Regions from separate parts of the Homo sapiens genome. Here region 1 is linked to region 2. The links are chromatin loops, found by intact Hi-C in ENCODE. Cell type or tissue: ovary. All regions are shown on one strand. Links, peaks and the distances in the headings refer to the core of each region. The heading gives the core; the rest is flanking DNA. Region 1 overlaps MEF2C (myocyte enhancer factor 2C). Region 2 overlaps MEF2C (myocyte enhancer factor 2C).

Evidence for each region. Hi-C counts contacts between places; a loop is a spot of excess contacts. Peaks named below come from ENCODE experiments on the same cell type or tissue, not always from the same donor. Only the 100,000 strongest peaks of a DNase experiment are listed, where the experiment ranks them.
Region 1: a loop joins it to region 2, with 12 times the contacts of the local background. A loop is called at or near these places in 6 of 110 quality-filtered maps.

What each region holds. Positions count from the first base shown.
Region 1 is chr5:88,838,188-88,846,534 of GRCh38, reverse strand. All of the region lies in intron 1 of MEF2C (myocyte enhancer factor 2C), which reads left to right. Among named protein-coding and RNA genes, the nearest start is that of MEF2C, 41 kb to the left of the region's middle. In ovary, for the core only: no CTCF peak of the experiment used is centred there; a DNase peak (open chromatin) is centred at 5,114; H3K27ac peaks cover 3,377 bases.
Region 2 is chr5:88,776,891-88,785,237 of GRCh38, reverse strand. The region is part of intron 3 of MEF2C (myocyte enhancer factor 2C); the gene reads left to right. Among named protein-coding and RNA genes, the nearest start is that of GSCAR, 84 kb to the right of the region's middle. In ovary, for the core only: no CTCF peak of the experiment used is centred there; a DNase peak (open chromatin) is centred at 6,307.

The DNA.
Region 1 (8,347 bases), core at 169-8,168, 61 kb before region 2:
TTTTCTTTTATGCTAACAAAGACATTACAGAGTGATTTTTGTAATGATTTTCTTTTTCCTTTTGCTCTCTGAAATGACAGTTTACTACATGGTATTGCTGCTGTCATTTTTCTGTCATTATAGGGAAATGCCATATATTTGTAGCACTTTCGTAAAGTGTTGAAGTAGGCCAGGCATGGTGGCTCACGCCTGTAATTCCATCACTTTGGGAGGCAGAGGTGGGTGGATCATCTGAGGTCAGGACTTCAAGACCAGCCTGATCAACATGGTGAAACCCTATCTCTACCAAAAATACAAAAATTAGCCTGGCGTGGTGGCGGGCACCCGTAGTCCCAGCTACCAGGAGGCTAAGGCAAGGAGAATCGCATGAACCCGGGAGGTGGAGGTTGCAGTGGGCTGAGATTGCGCCACCGCACTCCAGCCTGGGCAACAGAGCTAGAATGCATCTCAAAAAAAAAAAAAAAGACTTGAAGTATATATTATTTTTATTATAGGAGTAAATATGTAATTGAATGTTATACCACTTTTAACAAAGTTCTAATAAGCTGAAAGTACATATCAAGAAGATATAGGCTGAAAATTCAATGTTAAGAAAAATCTTTTATTATGTATTTTATAAAAATTATCAGCACCAAAATTAGCTGGGTGTTGTGGCGTGCACCTGTAGTCTCAGCTACTTGGGAGGCTGAGGCAGGAGAATCACTTGAACCCAGGAGGTGGAGGTTGCAGTGAGCTGTACTCCAGCCTGGCGACAGAGCGAGACTCCATCTCAAAAAACAAAAGTTTTCTGCACCATAAGTTAGTGTTATTACCATTTAAAATTTATTTAGATTATGTAAGATAAAAATGTGTATTTTTATCACCAACTTCTGAGATGTTCACCATAGAAGACTCATATGCATTATTGCTTGTTTCCTACTTTAGATAAGCTTATCACACAGGAAGGGAACTGTGATGCGTAAGATTCAGGTAAATGAATGGAAAAGATCATGACAAATAGTGAAAGTGTACTCTTCCTCAAAACTTCTACTGCTGTTGTAATCTCAGATTTAGTGGTATGTCGATACTGAAATGACTACAAAAAAGAAATTTCACATAATGAAAGTTTGGCTTATTAAAAAGCACTTAAGTAGGTCGTAATTTCTTACTTACAGTTGCTTCTACGTCATATTTCAATGCAGGAAATGAACAGTGACTATAAAGGAAGAGTTTTTTCCATAATGTGGATCCATTTAAAAACTTTTCCTTCCTGAATTGTTTCTGGGGTCTTTTGGCAATTTGAAGCAGCTGTTGACAACAGCAATTATAGGCACCATTGACACGGGAGGATATGACAGTTGCAGTTAAGCGTTCGTTATTTGTAATGTTCATTCTGGCTTCAACTTTTACATGCAGTTCAAATTAATTAACATGGAATTAAAACAGGTTCACTGGTCCTTGACGTTTTTTAGTATCCTATCTATTGTAAAGTATTAAAAAGTTGCTTACAATCAATGGGTAATTTTAAATGCACAAGGTGAACTATTTTCATACACAGAACTCTTAAGAATCATTTGATAAGAAAGGCATAGACATTTATTAGATAAGACATGTTCAATAAATTGCAGAACACGGCATTTCTCACCAATTCCTCTATAAATTTAACCTTTAGCAGCACATTTTTCCAATTCATTGTCAAGTTAATCTATATAGTCAGAGTTCCTAATTATGTTTACATTACTGACATACACCAAATGGAAAATTAGAGATATCTTATCCCTAGTTATAAGTTGTAAGTAAATACTTGCTGGTATACTATAACACTATTTAAAATTTTAACCATGAGGAAAAGAGTTGTTTTTGGAATGACTTTAAATAGAAGTGCATTAAGAAATATAATTTGAATCAGAGAAAAAGTTAGATTTACTTAGTATTTTTGGTGTACTGTGTTAAAACTACAAATAGCAGTATATTTTCCCAGTTTTCAAAGAGTGGTAACAAAAAACCAAGCAGAAACAAAACAAAAACCCTTCTCTAATCTAATAAGAAATAAACTTCGAGGTGTATTTTTAGATAAAAGCTCTGATCGTGGTTGTACTTGAATTTGATATATGTATGTCACTGTCAACTGATTTCGGACTTTGACATATAATATTTTAAAACAACATGATAAAAATATTTCCTTAGGCCTTTTTGAGAACTTGGACTCTGGAGTCAGCCTCCCTTATCTCAAAACCCAATTTTGTTGCTTACTTGCAGTATAGAGTTGGACAAGTTGTGCATTTTTTCAATGCCTTGATTTCCTCAACAGAAATATAATATGAAGTATAATCATGAGATTACGAATTTGCCTGAGATTAAGGTCCAATTGAAATATAGAAATAACATGCCTGGGGCATGCTCATTAAATTTTACCACTTTTACTAGGATGATTTAAAATTGTTTCGCAGGGGTGCGATGGCTCATGCCTGTAATCCCAGCACTTTGGGAAGCCCAGGCTGGTGGATCACGAGGTCAGGAGATCAAGATCATCATGGCCAACATGGTGAAACCCCGTCTCTACTAAAAATACAAAAAAATTATCCAGGCGTGGTGGTGCGCACCTGTAGTCCCAGTTACTCAGGAGGCTGAGGCAGGAGAATCGCTTGAACCCAGGAGGCAGAGGTTGCGGTGAGCCGAGATTGCACCACTGCACTCCAGCCTGGGTGACAGAGCAGCAAGACTCCGTCTCAAAAAAAAAAAAAAAAAAAGTTTCACAGGAACAAACAATCAAACACAAATTAAGACGTTGTTGCCAATTTTCAAATTTATTTCTTCAGATTTTTTTCTTCTGTGTTTCCAACTTGAAATAGAATCTGTTAACATGATAATTTTCTGGATTAGAGAAAGTCATAGATATTTGTTTCAATAGATCATAGCTAATAAAAATTTTAATTAGAAATAGAAGAAACATATATATTACATAGTTAACACCTCTCACTTTGTTGTGGAGAAATTGAGTCTTAGAAAAAATGAATAAGGTATAAAACTTGAATTTCAGACACATGAAAAATGTAGTTTAAATGTAATTGTGTAACATAAATTGTCTGCCTAATAATTGGTCTGCCTCATTTTTGCAATGTCTCAATAGAATTCCAAAGATAGATTGATTTTTTTAGCTTAATTTCAACAATTTGTTGGTTCACCTTTGAGGGTTTTTTTTGGGGGGAACCAAATTTAAATAACACACAAACAATATTTTACGTGATGTAACATGTCTATCCATCTCACATGGATAATGGAGTAAGATACCCAAATAGAAATAGAAATGCTTTTTTTTTTACCATAGAATTAAAAAAAAAAAAAAGCAAGCAAAATACACATATAACTAGAGAGATTTTTATAAAGCCCTTCATCCCTCCCAAAAATGAGATAGGAAAAACGTTAGGGTTGACAAGATACCACCCCCTAAATATCAGGATGTTCCAAAATAACTCCGTCTTTTGTAGCTCCCAATCAGTAGCCACTGATGATCTCTGTCTGTCATACCCTCCTTCTCCTTCTAGAGCAGGACTGAAGGAGGGGCAGTGTGTTTCTCTGGGGAGATGGTTGTGGTCAGCATCATCACGTGCCCTCTCCAGTCCAGACATTTCACTGTTCCAGAATAGAACCCACGCTTAATTTCAAGGATTCTGGAAAAGAAAAAGTTGTTTTTCTTCACAAATTATTGAGATCCTAACCCAGAATGTCATATTTTTAAAGAAGATTATTATTATTTAGATTCTCATAAGCACATGAAAAATGTATCTAGGAAGTTGACATACTGGCAGACATCTAGCTACACATAAGAGGGGTTTTCTCCTTTATCTCACCTTTTTCCTACTGCGAATTTTTTCAACATACTTAATGAAAGTTAAAATTATGACAAGGAAACTATCACAGTATTTCCCATTTCTTTATTTACTGTAACTTTGTGGCTGTTGAATGAATTCTCAGGAAATTTTTTTTCACTGTATAATTTCTCTTTTTTTTTTTCCATATTGTTGACGTTTGTAATGGCACTGTTTCTAATCCACTATCTTTTATTATATGTTAGAGAGTCATTGATTACTTGCTTTCATCCTCATATAATAGAAATATCTAAATATTACAGTCACAGATTCCACAGACATGTAATATCAGAAAACATGAAAGTGAGTTAGCTTTCTTGTTTTACTAGATTTTTTTTCTTTCAGTAAAGCTAGGAAAATATTATTAATTAATTAGTTTAGTTTTCATCAAACCTGGTGATTGGCCGGATTCTTAATATTGTAGCACCCAAATACAGGTAGGAATTAAAGATCTGAAGAAGCCAACAATAGGAAAGATGAATTTTAATGGATCAGATTTCAAAGAACTTGTAAATATTACAAGATATTTCTTATAAAATATACTATGTAGCATAGAGGATTGCACAAATGGTCAAAGAACACTTCATCAGAAATCACAAGCCTTAAAAAGAAGTATCTGGTTGACTAAAGAAAGATCTGTATGAGGAATGGAAATCTGAATGTATTATGAGAATAGGAGAAATTTCAAATAGTATAAAAATAAAAGTTCTAAGAAATAAGGCTTAAAGTTGGATAAGGAGAATCAAAATTAAAAGATGATTTTTATGAATTTGTTTAACCAAAAGCAACAACAAAAGATAAAATAAAACGTAGCCCATTTTTAATGTGCTATCAGGAGTGTGTACGTTCCACCAGGGCATGAAATTTTGTCTGTTTTATTCCCTGACATATTACATAGAATAGTGCCTTGAACATAGTAGTGACTCAGAAAAAAATTGTTGAGTGAAGGAATAAATGAAATGCTTCTTTGCTTTATTTTTCACCTTTATTATGCAGCGAAATGAACACATGCTTGTAGCCACATACATGAAATGTAATACAAGTATGTGTGACTTATGGAATCCATTGATACTAAGAAACAAAACAAATTTCATGGAACTCCTCCTGGAAAGGTTTGACTAAAGCCTAAGATCATTTTTTTTTCTTTGCTTCTTTTTTTCTTCTTTTTTTTTTTTTTTTTGAGACAAAGTTTTATTCCATCATCCAGGCTGAGGTGCAGTTGTGCAACCACATCTCACTGCAGCCTGAAACTCCTGGGCTCAAACGATCCTCTGATCTCAGCTTCCTGAGTAGCTGGTACTCCAGGCATGCGCCACCACACCCACTTAATTTTTAAATTTTTTGTAGAGGCAGGGTCTCACCATGTTGCCCAGACTGGTCTCGAACTGGGCTCAAGTGATCCATCTGCCTCAGCCTCCCAAAGTTCAGGGAGTGCAGGTGTGAGCCACAGTGCCCGGCCCTAAGATCATTTCAGTAGCAGGAACTATTTTAACATAATGGCATTACGGGGCCATAGGCTGTTAGTCTTAAGAATTTTTGAGTAAAGACTAGGAGTTAACTATCACACTGATAACATTTCTTAAATGAAGGATGACGCTGGGAACCACAATTAGTAACTCTCTTATTTGCAGACTTAAAAGTGTACAAGGAAATATTGCCATGAAATCCATGTGTTATTTATCTTTAAAAGTTCAGGGCGTGAGTATTAAGCAACATAGCATCATATAAGAACTGGTGCTATGAGAATATTTTCATCTTTGTTAATAAAGTGTGAAGGAAAAAGGATAGGTATAATTTCAACTTTCTAAGGCTTTTGATTTTCTTCCATATGACATCCTCATCCATAAATTGGGAAAATATCATCTAAACCACACACAGATTTTAATGGTAGCTAAAGGAATAGTGAATTAAATAATTTAGTCATTACATTTTAAATGCTAACAAATCCTGTATAAAGAGTGCTTGAGGTCTGGCCCTTGAAAGATAGGAATTCAGCATAACCTTGGTAAACTAGAGAAGTGGTCAGAAGTCTTGAAGCCAAGGAGAAAAAAAAACAAACTCTCTAAATACAAAATGTGGAAGAGTTGGCTAGAAACAAATCTGGCAAGGGAAAAATTACAAAATTGAAATAAGTGAAAAGGTAAACATTTACTTTAAAATTCATGCAGAGTGTGGATAAATAAAAATATTTATTTGATAAGAATATACAACAAAAGCACTTTTCAAGGACTATGTATATTTTTGGACTCCAGAGATCTAGGCAAATCTGATGTGAAATGATGAGCTGCAAAGATGGCGAAAAAATAAAAACCAGCGTAAGGAAAGATTAAAAGAACAGACATAAAGCAATACACAATATTGAAGTGTATGACATGAGGACGTGATCACCAAATGTTGTTCTCTGTACAAAGGACAGAACAAGAGGAGTGGACATAAAGTATTCTGTGAGGGATTAGCTATAAGTAAGAATTTCCTGAGAGTGAGAGTTGTGAAACATCAAAATAGGATACTGAGGAAGGTTATGTTGCTCCTTTTCCGGAAGGCCTTAAAAATAGGAGAGGTGGAATCTTTGTGAAATAATTTGGGTACGGTATTATCTGAAGGAGGGAAAAATGATATGACCTTGCATAACTCTTGCCAATATTAATATCCGGTGTTTCTACTCTTACCTTAGATGAATGGAAAATACAAATATGTATTTCTAACCAAAAGAAAAGATTTTTTTCTCTTTTTTGACATGGCAAAATTTATCATTTTCATAAAGATTCATTTTAAGGCAGTTGAAATTTCCAAGTCCATTCTGGAATTCTCCATAGTAAATTTAGTGAAACACAAAATATTCATATTAACTAATTTATTTCAAAGGGACTTGGTAGAGGTTTTGTTATGCTTATTGTTTTTCTATTTCATACGATACAAAAGACAAATACTCTTATATAATTTTGAAAGTTAGAATCCTCAGGATTGTGACCAAATAATAATTTGGTATGTGAACTAGTTACTTGATGGAAATGTCCGCTTTTTTAGCATATAAGAGTAATATGCACACTCTTTCCTTTTCAGAACACTTATTACTGGACCCACAAACATACCTGAGGGACACGGACATAAAAATTATCCTAGAGGTGTCTTCACTTTGAAAGGCAGTATTTGCCAACAGATTCGTTCTTACTGAATTACAAATCTCAGAGATTTCCTGTTTACCAGAAGTCCTCTTGGAGTGCATGGGATATAGAAGCAGCCATTTTGAGCATTCGCTTTGCACCATCAACTGCCTAGCATCTGAAATTGAAGTCAGTCTTACATAGGTAGGTAGGTAGAGATAGATAGATAGAGAGAGAGAGAGAGAGAGAGAGAGAGAGAGATAATGTGGCGTTGTTGCCTTATGGAGTTTTTGAATGGTTCTGACCTGTTCTCATCAACTACTACAATAACATATATAATTATGTAAGTGAATATAGATGTACTATATATGTACAAACATAGGTACATGGTGTTCTGCCTATGAAAGTAGGAAAAAAGTCTGACAAATGCTGAATATATATATACACACACGATTACTTCCTCATGCTGTAGGCTCTGATAGAGCAAGGCTACACAATACATTGTGAAAAAACTGTCATGTTAACTTCTATAATGCACCAAAATGTGCAGTATTTTCCAACAATTATAAATATATCGCCAATTATGTCAGCTGTTCTTATACAATTAGTATATTTTATTAGGCGTGTGTCTTATAAAGTTGAAAGCCGTAAAATTCCTTCTAAAATAATGTACCTAAAGAGCTTGAATTGCACAATTAAACTCAGAGCTCTAAAACACAAAGTATTCTGAAGAAGTAGGTAACTGTATAAAATTTTGAAGTGGAAACTTCCCTGTAAATAGAAGGATTTGTAGTAGACCATAATTTGAGGAGATAAGGAGAAGAAAGAGAAAGAGCATAACGAGAAGGAAAAAGAGGAGTGGCAAGGGGAGGAGGGTAAGGATAATGGCCAGGGTCATACCAGAGCTGGTTAGGTGTGTTTTAGAAACCTACTCAAGGTACTTTGAAGGAAAGCAAAATGACTGCTTCAAGCTTTGGGGATGAGATATCTGTGTAATTCTCATCTGTAATTCTCAGATGAGAATTCTGTGTAATTCTTAACTTCATCATAAGTGAAAATGACTCTCCTGACCCATTATCAGGAAGACAATTCTTTTGGGTTTCTTTTTCCGGGAATTGTGAAGAATATATACTGATTTATACAGTATACATTTACCTGGTTTTCCTTGTGAACACATTCATTTGTAGAAAGTAGAAAAAAAAAAACCAAAAACAGCTGCTGATGATCATCCAGTAAATTATAATAGTAAAGACAAATATCTAACTTACATTCTATTCCCCTGCTGGCACAGGGAAGTAAACTCATTTTTGCCATCAAGAATAAGAAAATGTGAGATGAGTTGAAGAACACTCATTTTAAAAATAATTTGTAGATTCCACCAACTCCTGAACATCA
Region 2 (8,347 bases), core at 295-8,294:
TTTGCTTAAGTAATCTGTAAACCAGGTCAAACATAGCAACAGGGTGTGGAAATGTCAGCACAGTTCATAGGGTTATACGAGTCTGAGCATTGTTATGTTCAGTTCCTGTAATGCTGCTGGTGATAAGACTCTTGAGACAAAAGACGATAATTGATGGAAAGAGGCTTAAATCATTGCTAGAAGAATCAAGGTCCTTGTATCTGTGTACATCGACTCTTCTGGTCTCCTTCCGTCTTGTAAAGCATTTTGTCGTCTTGCATGTTGGCCCCCTACTGCTCTTTGTAATGGATGCAGACCACAAGTGATTCCTTTATGCAGCATACAGGGTGTAATTGTGTCTGTGTGGTGTATTAGTAATTACCAAGCTGAATTCCCATATTGTATCTTTACTGCAGGCATGGAAAAATAGGACATACAACCCTGCGAAACCATTTTCAACCTAGATAGTGAGCCACTTAGAGCTGTATTCCAGGGACAAAGCCTTTTACATGAATACTTTTTAAACAAAATTTTCATTGTTGAGTCATTTGTACCATGCAGGATAAATTCAGTTTGGGAAATTATTACCTTTGATATTATATTATTCATTTCTGACTCTTCAGCAAAGTCTGTAATATGGAAAATATTGGTTCTTTTTAACTGCTGAAATAAAAAATATTTTTAGATGTAATAGTGATATGAGCTATGGTAACTATGCTAGGCTATCATACAGAAAGAGTACTACGTGAATTACTACATATAATAGATTCTGTAACATTTATAAACATGAAATAATATAGTTATTTTAGTAGCATTTTATCTTAAACAGTTATATGTTATACATAATTTATCAATATTGGCTCAAGCATTGTTAAACTTCAGAAAAAGCTGACAAAAAATTTTGTTACAGTAAACAGATATAAATTATTAATTTCTTTGCTATAAAATTTGCATCCATCCTTTATGTATTATGTAGCTGATATTGATTTGACTACCTCCAAATCATTGTGGATTTGAAATGTCTACAGTATTATCTGTAATAGAAAGCCAAAATAATGCAAGCAGCTTGGCTTAAACAAAAGAAAGTATGCTTATTCTATGCATCAAATGCTTATAATGACAGTTAAGAAATATTAAATAGAAGTGCAAAGAAATTAATACAGCAATTTCATTATCGATTTTCAATGCAGTTAGACTTATATTGCAAATTATTCATTAAAGCATTCAAGATTTTTGTTATATTTTTACCTTCATTTCTGAAAGTGGCCTTCCAGTATGTATATCTTAAAAATTTGCTTCCACTTTTATATGTAGATTTTGTTTTATTCAAGCAATAATTATTAAATTCTTAGGATATACAGAACTTTATATTGATGCCAGGAGAAATACAAGTTTGGAAGACATTGTCTGTGACCTCACAAAACTTACAGTCCAATTAAGGTAGAAAATACATGTGGGAATCAACTGGACAAAACAACGTAATGAGAACTATGGGGTATTTAGAGGGAGGCAACATAGCACAGTGTTGAGGAGCATCAGTTCTGGAGATAGACTGCCTGAGTTCTATATGTCCTTGGGCAAATTACTTAGACTGTCTGTTTTATTTTTTATTTTATTTTATTTTTTTTGAGATGGAGTTTCACTCTTGTTGCCCAGGCTGGAGTGCAATGGCGTGATCTCAGCTCACCGCAACCTCCACCTCCCGGGTTCAAGCAATTCTTCCTCAGCCTCCCGAGTAGCTAGGATTACAGGCATGTGCCACCACGCCCAGCTAAATTTTTTTTGTATTTTTAGTAGAGACAGGGTTTCTCCATGTTGGTCAGGCTGGTCTTGAACTCTCGACTTCAGGTGATCCGCCAGCCTCGGCCTCCCAAAGTGCTGGGATTACAGGCGTGAACCACTGCACCCGGCCAACTCTCTGTTTCTTAATCCCATCGTCTGTAAATAGAGGTTAATAATACTATCTTCTGCTTAGCTGTTATGAGAATTAAATGGATAAACATTTATAAAATGCTTAGAACAGGGTCTGACACTTGGTAAGGTTTACAATAATGATAACGACGACCATGATGGCAGTGCCGCTCCTGATACCATGTCATCAAGCAATAAGTGGTAGAAAGAAGTTTAAAAGGTCAGGACAGGCAGCCATGATTGGTAGTCCTTTTTAGGCTCAAACAAGTCAAATTCAGAAAGATGGATATCAATTGATGAAAAACGTGGGCAAACTTTCAAAAAACCAAGTATGCAAAGAGTCACAAGAAAAAAGAAACAAGGGCATGAAAAGTATTAGCTTGATATGAAGAGAATATTCACATAAATAAAAAGATATAAGAAAGATGGCAATGAAAATGGGAAGAAGAGACAGGGAAATCAAGCACTCTAAATATTTGATGTGGAATTAAATGTGATACAATTGGCATCAGAAAGACACTCCGTGGTCTCGAGCAGTAAATTAGCATAATGACAATTCTTGAGAGAGGTTCCGCTGGAAAAGACAGAAACAGTTGTGAAAAGTGGAAGTGCCAAAATATTTTACGTTTTGTAAGTATGTATATGTGTGTGTGCTAAAAAGCCTGAAAGCTTTCACCAAACTTATATTTTTATTTCATAGGACAAGTTGCTTCAGAAATATTCATATAATTTTAGTTTGCACTAATAAGGTGCACATGCATTTCTGTGACTGAGGACTATTTATCACATACAGTGTATTAAAAAAGCAAATTATAGAGGCCTCAGGAGGTTTTTTGTTGCGTTTGTTGTTTTCGTTTTGCTTGTTTTTATTTTTTTTTTTTTTGAGATGATTTCATGCCCATTGCCCAGGCTTCAATGCAGTGGCACAGCCTTGGCTTACTGCAACCTCCAACTCCTGGGCTCAAGTGATTCTCCTGCCTCAGCCTCCCAAGTGGCTGGGACCACAGGCACATACCACCACACCCAACGAATTTTTGTATTTTTTGTAGAGACAGGATTTTGCCATGTTGCCCAGGCTGTTCGAATTCCTGGGCTCAAGTGATCCTCCCACCTCAGCCTCTCAAGTGCTTGGATTACAGGAGTGAGCCACTGTGCCTGGCCTAGGAGGTTTATTTTAAACTATATAAGCTTCTTTACAGTAAATTGAAACATAAATCAAAATCTTATAAATTTAGAAGTTCCTAATGAAGTAGTGCACTTTTTAATTTTTAGACAGAGTCTCGCTAGGTTGCCTGGGCTCTTCTCAAACTCCTGGGATCAAAAGATCCTCCTTCCTCAGAACATGTGCAGTTTTTTGTTTTGTTTTGTTTTGTTTTTGACAGAGTCTCACTCTGTTGCCCAGGCTGGAGTACAATGGCACGATCTCGGCTCACTGCAACCTCCACCTCCTGGGCTCAAGCAATTCTCCTGCCTCAGTCTCCCGAGTAGCTGGGACTACAGGCATGTGCCACCACACCTGGCTAATTTTTGTATTTTTAGTAGATACGGGGTTTCACCATGTTGGCCAGGCTGGGTCTTGAACTCCTGACCTCAAGTGGTCCGCTTGCCTCGGCTTCCCAAAGTGCTGAGATTACAGGTGTGAGCCACCACACCCAGCCAGGACATGTGCACTTTTAATGATCACCTAAACAGGTCAGGATTCTGAATACAATACTGCCAAATATGAAAACTCTCCCCTTACACTTTCACATCCATATAATAAAAGCCCTGCCCTTTCATAAAAAAGACAGTGTGGTGCTGGAGGAGGGACAGACACACATTTTAGCGTCAGACAAACCTGGTTTCTGCCACTTTCATAAACTCTGTGATCTTGGGCAACATTCTGAATTTCCACCAAGCTTCAGCTTCTGAAGCAGTAAAAAAGGGATAATAAAACTCACTTTTGGTCTTCCTGTAAGAATTAACTTATGTACATATATAGCCATTAGCACATGATGCTCATACAACTGGTATTTATTTTCCTGCTGTTCCTTTTTGCATATGTAAATTTAGGCAAAAATTTTAAACTTTCACTTGTATATACACACGCATACTTTGGACACTGAAATCTTCAGTGTATTTGGTGCTTACATTTAAATAAAATGTCACATTTTATAAATTATCATATAATGTATGTATATTTCTTGTGTAATAACGTGATGAAATTCTTCAGAAATAAGGTCCTCACTACACAGATTTTTAAACTAGGGAAAGGGTAGAAAAAGGAAAAAAACTAGGAGTCAAAAGTAATTCTATTAAGTCCAGTCAAAATAGAGTTAAAAGAAAAAAAAAGTGGAACTCTGCCAAATAGAGGGGCTTGCCCAAGTTCTCTTAGTGAACTCTGGTAGATAGCATTAGGATATAATTTATTTCCTGGTGTCCCCTTTGAACTACTTTGTATCCAAGAAGAGGAGTTAGACAATGAGAGAGAAAGTGAAAGAACGAGAGAGATGTAGGGAGAAAGAGAAGGGGGTAGGTTGATTGAGATTTCAAGACAATGGAAGTAATTAGCAAGGATAACACAAGTGTCCCTATGCTGCCAGTTTCTCTTCTGACACAAAAATAAATAATTGATTTCATTGAAGTATTAGTCAGTCAACAATGCTTAGTGTGATGATATTGTTAACAGTGAAATATATATGTTGTGCATTGCTTCTAGGGTGAAACTTAAGTATCTTTGCCCTGGCTCCCGCAGTATTTTCATGGCAGTGAGGATACATACTCTTGGAAATGAGCCAGGAACACTCTAATGTATTACACATGTGGCTTAATACCAGGTGAACAGGTATTTTAAATATTCTAATCACATACCCACAATGTATATCGCTACTGGGAAAAGGATATCATTTTTAACCACTGGTGTTTGTTCTGAGCCATACCTTTTTCACACTCTGAAGATTTTCAAGACGAACTGTGATTTGGGGAGGGATGGCCATCTCAGTCAACTTTAACTGATAGGAGGTACAACAAATTTATAGTTCTGAACTCTGCACCTGGAGTCTGGCTACCGAAATCAAACCACTTGCTGACCAGCATAAAAATAAATAGGAAAATATTTCAGTGTTTTCCACAATTGCGTTTGTACAAATACAAGAGATTTTATTTATATTAAAGAAAACTGTAGTTTTTCGTTTTTTCTTTTTTCTTTTTCTTTTTTTTTTCGAGATGGATTCTCACTCTATCATCCAGGCTAGAGTGCAATGATGCAATGTCAGCTCACTGCAACCTCCACCTCTTAAGTTCAAACGATTCTCCTGCCTCAGCCTCCCAAGTAGCTGGGATTACAGGCTCCTGCCACCATGCCCAGCTAATTTTTTTGTATTTTTAGTAGAGAGGGGGTTTCACCATCTTGGCCAGGCTGGTCTCAAACTCCTGACCTCAAGTGACCCACCCGCCTTGGCCTCCCAAAGTGCTGGGATTATAGGCGTGAGACATGAGACACTGTGCCTGGCCTGCAAATTCTTATATTATGATTAGGGGAAGAAATTTGTTTTCCATTAGAAACCACCATTAAGTTTGCAAGCATTGTAACATAAAAAAAAAAAAAACCTCACTTTGCTGAGGCCTAAATTTCTATATTGAAATATTACTTTCTGGGGGAAAAAGATAAAATCTACCCAAAAGTACATCTAACGAGAAATAATTCTGAAGATTCTTTCAGATGTTCTGCTTCATGCTGTACACACACACACACACACACACACACAAACCTACACAAACCTACATATATTCACATATACATGCAGTTAATGTGAGACTGGCAGTTTCCAGCACAAAATACATAGCTTCCATTTCACTGTGCACAAGTTCCTGTGTCAGATCAACAAAACTTTCATTGATTTCTATCTATCTGCTTGGCTTCGACAATAATGTAATGCAATCGGGGAGGGAGAGTTTCTAACTTCTCCCAGCCACCTGCCTTAACCTCATGCTTCATTCATCTCGGTATAGACTGGATTCCTTTGACAATTAGTCGATAGTGTACATTACCTCATGGAAGCAGACTTTGAACTATGTTTTGCTTCCTTTTAATGGTACTGTTTCCCCTCATCTTTTAACAGTGATCTTTTAAAAAGAAGTGTGATTCTGTTCAGAATGATGGTGATGGCTGTTTGAGACATTTTAAAACTATTAGGTGGTTAATATGTGGTTAATATTATTTATTCAACAGAAAATGGACTTTAAGCGCATGTGAAAAGCAAAGCATCATAATTGTAAACTTCTTTTAAAAGTTATACAACTTTATTTAGTTTCAATTTTCCAAAAGTCCAGTTTCCCATCTGAGAGACATGGGTATTGGCCCGGCTGTGGGAAACCTCCAGAGAAAACAGGGGAGCTCCGCTACTGCGGAAGCAGAGTCAGTGACTGTGGGTGGCATTTTCTCCGCTGAGTCAGGTCCTGCCAGCCCTACCCCAGGCTTCTACCAACAGTGCAGATTTTCTGGCAAGATGCAAAACCCAAGTGTTTGTGGTTCTTGAAGCTCTTCTGCAGTTTCTCCTTTTCCTTGGTACTTTGGGAAATTTTCACTTTAGAAGATCACATCTTACTGTGTCTTCCTTGTAACTGTTGAAAAAATTGGGAAGTTTAAGTCATTTACTTTATTTTTCCTCTCATCTGGCCTATAAAGTAACTTGGTGTTATGTGCATGTTTTTCAACAAACAGGAAAGGGAAGAGATTATATACCCATGATTTTGAAAATAATTTTTATACAGCATACAAGATTTCTCGATGATCCCTCGCTTTGCCCAGGGAGAAACAATAGTTTCTCCATAAAAGCATACATTTTTCTCTTTTCCCCAATCTATTCCCTCAACCCAAGAGAAAATGTAGTCTTGTAGTTACCAGCCTTTGCATCCCCCATCTGCTCAAGCAAATTGAAGAGAAGAGGCAAGTGGTTGGCTTCTGCATCTGAAGAATATAGGTGCCAAAATAATAAAGTGGACCTTTTTGTTAGTCACAGAGACTTGAGGTTCTTGCTAGTATTACTCTAATCATTGTAATAAACCTGTGCTTCATTTTATGCAGATAGGTACAGTCTGTATATTATTGGGAAGGACTTCCTTCCTAGGCTTAGGAATGTTAGGAGTTGAAACATTTAGCAGCCGGGCGTGGTGGCTCACGCTTGTAATCCCAGCACTTTGAGAGGCTGAGGCGGGTGGATCACAAGGTCAAGAGATCGAGACCATCCTGGCTAACACGGTGAAACCCCGTCTCTACTAAAAATACAAAAACAAAATTAGCCGGGCGTGGTGGCGGGCATCTGTAGTCCCAGCTACTCAGGAGGCTGAGGTGGGAGAATGGCGTGAACCTGGGAGGCGGAGCTTGCAGTGAGCCAAGATTGTGCCACAGCACTCCAGCCTGGGTGACAAAGGGAGACTCCATCTCAAAAAAAAAAAAAAAAAAAAAAAGAAAAGAAAAATTTAGCACCCTTTCTTTTCCTTGGGGCTTCAACAACCTACACTTCATTTTAACTAGATAGATAGTACCTACATATTGGTGAAGGGCCTTCCCATCTATTCTAGATAGTACCTACATATTGGTGAAGGGCCTTCCCATCTATTCAGTTGATATTATAGCAAAATAGTAGGAAAAACATTTTAGATAATATTTTTTATCAGAAAATGAATTCCGTTACAAACACATCCCTTTATGAAAAAATAAGATTTGTCAGTCATTTCACCAATTTCAGCTGAGAGTAAGTGTTCAAAGGATACACAGATACACAGGCATGGTTTAGGCAATCCTTATTGTTAAACAACCTTGCAGACGCAGAATAATTTGATAGCTAAGAGAGAAAATTCTGGAGCTCATTCATGGGTTCATAGACTTGGTTCCACCACTCACTAACTTTGTAAACTTCAGCAAGTTCTTGGGCCACTGTGTGCCTCTTTTTTTCATCTGTAGATTGGCAGTCATTGTGGAAGAGTAGCTTGTGAGGATTAAAAAAAGACCCATGCAAAGCCACGGGCTCAGTCCCTGGCACATGTACATGCTTGGTAAATGGTAGGTGTTATTGCTGAGGAATGGATTCAATTAAAATATTAAGAAAATTAATATTTTGATAGTGATGGAAGACTGGTTTAATTTCCTCTTCATGCCATAGAAGAGGAAATGTTGTTTTTATAATTACCTAATGAAGAATCTGGAAGAAATGATTTTGCAAATGATACCCTTAAGCTCATCACTGAACTAACAAAATAACTGAGATTTCATAAGTTATGGAAATTGAAATACCTAATTTAAAAAGTCAAGTTTGCAGTACATTTCCATGGATAATGCCTGAAGTTATTGAAGCCATCATGACTACAAAATCAGGCAGCCAGGAGGCCAGGTCTACAGAGTCTGTTCAGAGAAGGCTGTCTGGGGCCACAGGACAGAGTGCGCCGTGGGGCTGGCAGCATGCACTTGGCCTTGTTG